Regions from separate parts of the Mus musculus genome. Here region 2 is linked to region 1. A link is a loop called in an ENCODE intact Hi-C map of the cell type or tissue named here. Cell type or tissue: heart. All regions are shown on one strand. Each heading gives the region's core, and the rest is flanking DNA. Links, peaks and the distances in the headings are about the cores only.

What was found. Hi-C counts contacts between places; a loop is a spot of excess contacts. Peaks named below come from ENCODE experiments on the same cell type or tissue, not always from the same donor. Only the 100,000 strongest peaks of a DNase experiment are listed, where the experiment ranks them.
Region 2: it touches region 1 in a loop (7-fold over the local background); 4 of 42 quality-filtered maps call a loop at or near these places.

The regions. Positions count from the first base shown.
Region 1 is chr3:96,662,438-96,665,348 of GRCm38, forward strand. Itga10 (integrin, alpha 10) reads left to right here. Exons shown (of 30, transcript NM_001302471.1): 29 at 158-271; 30 at 528-2,082. The coding sequence ends at 593. Among named protein-coding and RNA genes, the nearest start is that of Ankrd35, 6.2 kb to the right of the region's middle. In heart, for the core only: a CTCF peak has its summit at 1,398; a DNase peak (open chromatin) is centred at 1,334; H3K4me3 peaks cover 981 bases; H3K27ac peaks cover 622 bases.
Region 2 is chr3:96,545,945-96,548,855 of GRCm38, forward strand. No RefSeq gene overlaps it. Among named protein-coding and RNA genes, the nearest start is that of Txnip, 11 kb to the right of the region's middle. In heart, for the core only: a CTCF peak has its summit at 1,610 (motif pointing right); no DNase peak of the experiment used is centred there; H3K4me3 peaks cover 324 bases; H3K27ac peaks cover 303 bases.

The sequences.
Region 1 (2,911 bases), core at 196-2,695:
GTACTGGGGAGCTGAGAGAGGAGGCTTGCCATGAGCTGAAGGCTGGCCTGGGACATGAAATAAAAATGCCTCAAACACAAGCAAACAAACCAAGCCACAAAAAGCCACCTCAAAAGCCAAGCAAGAAAAGACAAAACAAACTCTCCTTGCTATGCAGAGTCACTTGGAGGTGATTCAGACCCACCCGACCCTCATCTCCCTGTGGATCCTCGTTGGCAGTGTCCTGGGGGGGCTGCTCCTGCTTGCTCTCCTTGTCTTCTGCCTGTGGAAGGTAAGGCCAGCATCTTATTCTGTTGGAAAGAAAGGACAGGCTCTGTGTTAGTTAGGATGGGGCTAGGGGGCTGCCATGTTCAGCTCTCCTTGACTCTGTCCCACAAATGATGGTTGAATCAACCTAAGCCAAATAAAATAAATCTGAATCTCATTTTTGGAAACAGAACAGAAGCGAAGACCTCAGATAAGCGAGGGCTATTGGCAAGGCCCCCAGCCGGGACATCTGGCAATGACTGGTATCTTTTCCTCTATAGCTTGGCTTCTTTACCCGTAAGAAAATCCCCAAAGAAGAAGAAAGTGAGGAGAAGTTGGAGCAGTGACTGACTGACTGCAGGAGGCTCAGAAGCCCACTTTGGCAGCCTTTTCAAGAGACTCTGTATCCAAAGGAGGCTTGGAGGCTCAAAGGGGAAAAGATGCTGCCAGCATGTGTCTCCAGGCCTGCAGCCTGACTTGACTTTTGAGCCATGGCGATGCTTCTGGCAAGAGATGAAGCTTTGCCTTAGCTGAGAAGGGCTGGCACCAAAACACATAATATCCTCACCCTGTGCGTCCCCCTTCCCGACGGCTTCCACAGCTAGCACAGGTTCTTTGTTTTGGACCCTATCTTCCCCATTACCAGGAGTCAAATGATTTTGCTCCCGACTCTCCTTGCAGATTCCCTTTGTCCCCCTCTCAATTCCAAAAAGAAGGTTATCCTCCGCCCCGCCCCCCCCCCCCCCCCCCCGCACACGCGTACACACTCTCTCACCTTCCTGCCTGCTCCCCACTCCACAGGAGAGAGCTGACGTTGGCTTAAAAGAAGTAAAAGTCAACATCTGCTGCTTTCCCGTGGAGTCCTGTGATTCATAGATCTGGGTGGGGAGAGTCAACAGGAAAAAAGGAGGGAGGAGAAAAAGCCACAAGAGACATTCTGTACAATTCCAGGGCACAGAGAATCCTTCAGACCGGCAACTGCCAGCCGGCTGAAACCTGAGACTTCACAGTACTCCGCCCTCAGGTGCTAGGGAAACCCAGCTGCCCCCAGGCTCTCCGGGCTGAGGCATCCCAACCCTCATCCTTCTCTGGGAGCAAGGCCAGGACTTGATGCTAAAATTTCCGGAGCCAGAGGCCCCCAAGTGGTTCAAGCTGGGATAGCAGGGGAGCTTGGTGACAATTTTCTCCATTTACTCTTCGGGGCTTTCGTAACTGAAAGCTTCACGGTGGCAGGAAGAAGCCCTTTCACCGCACCAGGTTTGGGTAACAACAGCCCCCTGAGATAGATCCAAACAAGCGGGAATCTGCATCTGGGAGGAAGCCTACATGGTTGGCATCAGGTGTCTGGAGAGTAAGCACCTTCTTGCCCAGTGTTGGCGCTATAGCGGTGATAGCCTGGGAAGACCATTCTGAGACTCCTGTCATGTGCTGTAGGTGTCTCTGCTGCAGTGAGTTTTTCAGCCCTTTCTTGATCACCTTTTCTGGAAATTGCGTGTTGACTAAACCCTCTCCCTTTTGTCCTATGTTTTGGTTCATGGGTAAGTGTAATTCTCATAGTAACGGGGAAACTCGTTGTTTATTGTAATTAAGACTTTTGAACAGCAAAGACAGTTTCTGATCTCCATAGTTTAGCTCTGACAGAGGCCCTCTTAGACTGTGATGAGAGGAAATCTGATTGAGCAGTTGACCAGCAGCCAGAGAACCGGTCTTCCCAGGCTGTTCTGAGTCTGCTTGCAATGTTTATTTTGGTGTCTCTGGTCTTCTGCAGAGAGTCCCTCCTGGGGACTGTCATGGTGAGCAAATGGTCAGAACAAATAAAATCCAGTTATCAAATGACTTCTGGCTCTGTTTGAGTTTCCTGGGATATAGAGTGCCCATGGATAGTGTTTGCAGCATTTTAATACAGCAACATGGCTGCCCTGAAAAGGATCGCATCCAAAGACCTTCTAGATCCCTGTGATCTGGATGGAATACTGACATGCCTTACTCCCAGGAGACAGAGGCAAGCAGGTCTCTAAGTTCAAGGCTAGTCTAGTATAGAGTAAGTCCCAGGTAAAGAAAAGTTAAGATCCAGGCATGGTGGTACACACCTTTAATCCCAGCACTCGGCAGGCAGAGGATGCAGATCTCTGAGTTCTGTTTAGTCAAGTCAGTGAGTGCAGTTCATTTGAATTGGGAATCCAGTGAGTTGAGAGGCAGGTCAGTTTGTAGAATTCAGAGGTGGTTTTTGGTTGTTTGTTTGTTTGGTTGGTTGGTTGGTTGGTTTTTTTTCAAGACAGGGTTTCTCTGTATAGCCCTGGCTGTCCTGGAACTCACTCTGTAGACCAGGCTGGCCTGGAACTCAGAAATCCACCTGCCTCTGCCTCCCAAGTGCTGGGATTAAAGGCATGCACCACCACCACCCGGCCAGAGGTGGTTTTTTAAGGAACAGTTTTACAGGGACAGGTTGCAAAGAGAACACGGTAGTAGGCATTGGTGAAGACAGAACAGGCCAAAGAATGAGAAGGAACCAGAAGATTAGATTGCTAGAGTTAGTTTGAGGCCAAGTAGAGAAATTCATTGAGAAGCTAAGAGAAGTCCGATTAAAGCCGGGCGTGGTGGTGCACGCCTTTAATCCCAGCACTCGGGAGGCAGAGGCAGGCAGATTTCTGAGTTCGAGGCCAGC
Region 2 (2,911 bases), core at 324-2,823, 120 kb before region 1:
TGGCCTCAAACTCAGAGATCCACCAGCATCTATTTCCTAGGTGCTGGGATTAAAGGCGTGCACCGTCACCACCCAGTGAGAAAAAATCAACTTCTAAAAGAGTGTCTGAGCCTCCACTCCACCCCAGTGAAACAGACACTGCCGTGGCTCTTGGTCACACAGCAATACTGAAGACATCGTACATCCTGGTTGCACACCATGGAGACATCAATCTAGAACTGAGCAGCAAACTTCTAGCTTCCATGGTGCCAGGAGGCAGCAGGCAGGCCACTGTGGAAGAAATGACATCCAAGGTCTCATGCTGGACCCTGCATCTACAACACTGACCTTCTAAGTAAGATGCAGACTCTACTACAATAGCGTCGTGGCTATTTAGGGAGTAACAAACTGTTTTCTGGTTAGACTTGAGGCCTGCTCAGTCATTGGCTGAAACCATTGTTGAATTTTTGCTGCAGATGCTTAAAAACGCAGAGATCAATGCTCATCTTACAGGTTAGCTGTGGATTCTCAGTCACTGAACATATCCGGGTGACTCATGATCATATCAACCCATAAAGGAGATCCCCCTGACACTCAGAAGTAACCCTCATTGAAAAGGAACAAACTGTATGCCTTTAATCCCAGCACTTTGGAGGCAGAGGCAGTTGAATCTCTGTAAGTTCAAGGCTAGCCTGGTCTACAGAGTGAGTTTGAGGACAGCCAGGGATACACAGACAGCTTCCTGCCTCTGTCTGGGATTAAAAGCCTGTGCCACTATACAAGGTCCTAAGCTAATATGTTTTATTTCATACATACACATATATAGTTTTATTTTCTTCTTTTCTTTAGAAGACAGAACTAAAGTTCCAGGCTAGCCTGTGCCACATTGTGAGACCCTATCTAAAACAGACAAAACACATCAAATGAGATATATCAAGAAATGGACAGAGATACATTTCAGCCCATTCCTACAATGAGGCATTAACCTAATCTAGCATCAGCAAAGAAAAAATAAAAACAAAACAAAGCAAACAGATGTAGTGGTCAGTTCTTGTCAACTTGACACAATCCAGAGTCAAACGGGAAGGACAAACCTCAATTGAGAAAATGCCTCCATTGGATTGGTCTGTGTGCAAGTCAGCAGGACATCTTCTTGATTATAACTGACGTGGGCGATGCCAGCCCTGGGCACGTGGCCCTGAGTGGTATAAGAAAGCAGACTGAGCAAGCCATGGGGAGCAAGCCCTCAGCACTGTTTCTTCATGGCCTCTGCTTGAGTCTTCCCTCCAGCTTCCTGCCCTGCCCTCCCTCAGTGATGGACTATAAATGTAAGCTGAAAGAAACCCTTTCTTTCCCGAGTAGCTTTCGGTCAAGGTGCTTATCCCAGCAATAGAAAGCGCACCAGGACGCTGGATGAAAGCGCTGGGAGCTGAGAACCGTTCAGGAGAGGGGCCTGAGGAGGGCTGCTTTCTGAACGCACGTAACATAGAGTAATTTTTAAAAAGTTTTTATTTTTAACATTTTTATATTTATCTTGATGATTTAAAGAAGAGTTTTAAAATATTTTCTTTAAATTTTGTGGACGTCTTGACTGTGAGTTTTTGGATGTGAATGTAATTCCGCTGGGGGCCAGCAGAGGTCACTGGTTGGATGCGGGAACAACACAGTTGTCTATGCGAACACAACTCCTGTCTTCTGCCCGAGCAGCAATACTCTTAATCCCTGAACCGTCTCTCCAACTCCACGCAACGTAATTCTTAACTACATTGCATCTCATTTGGGAGTGAGACATTTCTACCTTGGCTTGAACACATAATCTCCATCTTCAGCCGTCCTCCCCAGTCCCCCCTCAGTCACCATCACATCTCCAGTCCTCCCCTGTTACCGCCAACCCTGTTTTAAAGACAGGTGCTTACACTGTCGCCACGGCTGGCCTAGAACTCACAGTTTCTCCTGCCTCTGCCTCTTGAGTGCTGGCATTAAAGTGTGCACCACTACACTGACCCTTGAAACTTGAGGCTTCAATCTCTTCACAGACCAAGGCAACACCTCCCTCCCTACTCTATCCATCCATGCATCGTAACAGGTTTCGTCCTCCATCTCAGGGAGAAAGGCTGTGTAATCACTGTTCTCAAAATCAGTGTCAGGAAACTAGCAGCAACGTGGAACAGGACAACGGCAGAGCTTTAGAAGCCAAGACTGCTCAGTTCCTGCCCATTCTCAGGACGAAGTATTTATCACCACCACATAGCAGTGAAACTACATGTTTCCTGAAATAAAACTCATGTATGGCCTCTTGTATGTACAGTCTGTCTGTGTGTGTGTGTGTGCGTGTGTGTGTGTGTGTGTGTATGCATGTGTATTAATGAGATGAGAGCAGAAGGGGGCCTATGTGGAAGAAGGAGAGGAGCCCAGACAAGGAACAGTAGTGGGTATACAACAAGATATGTGTCATATCTTGTTATACCAATGTCATCATGAAACCTATTGTTTGTGTGCCACTAAAAATAACAAGTAACAAAATAAATAAATAACTGGCCTAGTATGGTGGAGTGCACTTAAGTTCCTAATGATTAGCAGGCAGAAGAGTCAGGAGTTCAAGGCCAGCCTCTACTACGTGGCAAGTGAAGGTGAAGGTGAGCCTGTGGAGCAAGAGATCCTTTTTTTTTTTTTTCCTTAAACAAACAAGCAAAACCAAACAGCAGACAGGCAGACAGACAGACAGACAGACACACACACACACACACACACACATGATTTAATATTACAAAGTGTCTTTATCCACACATATCAAGGCTGTCTTGAGAACATTTTCTGTGATTAGTTCATAGAACCAGTGTCTTTAAGACCAAGGGTTTCATGCACCTGTCTTTAATATAGAGCATCTCCTACCTTGAAGCATTAACCTAAGTCATATGTACATATTTGTTTG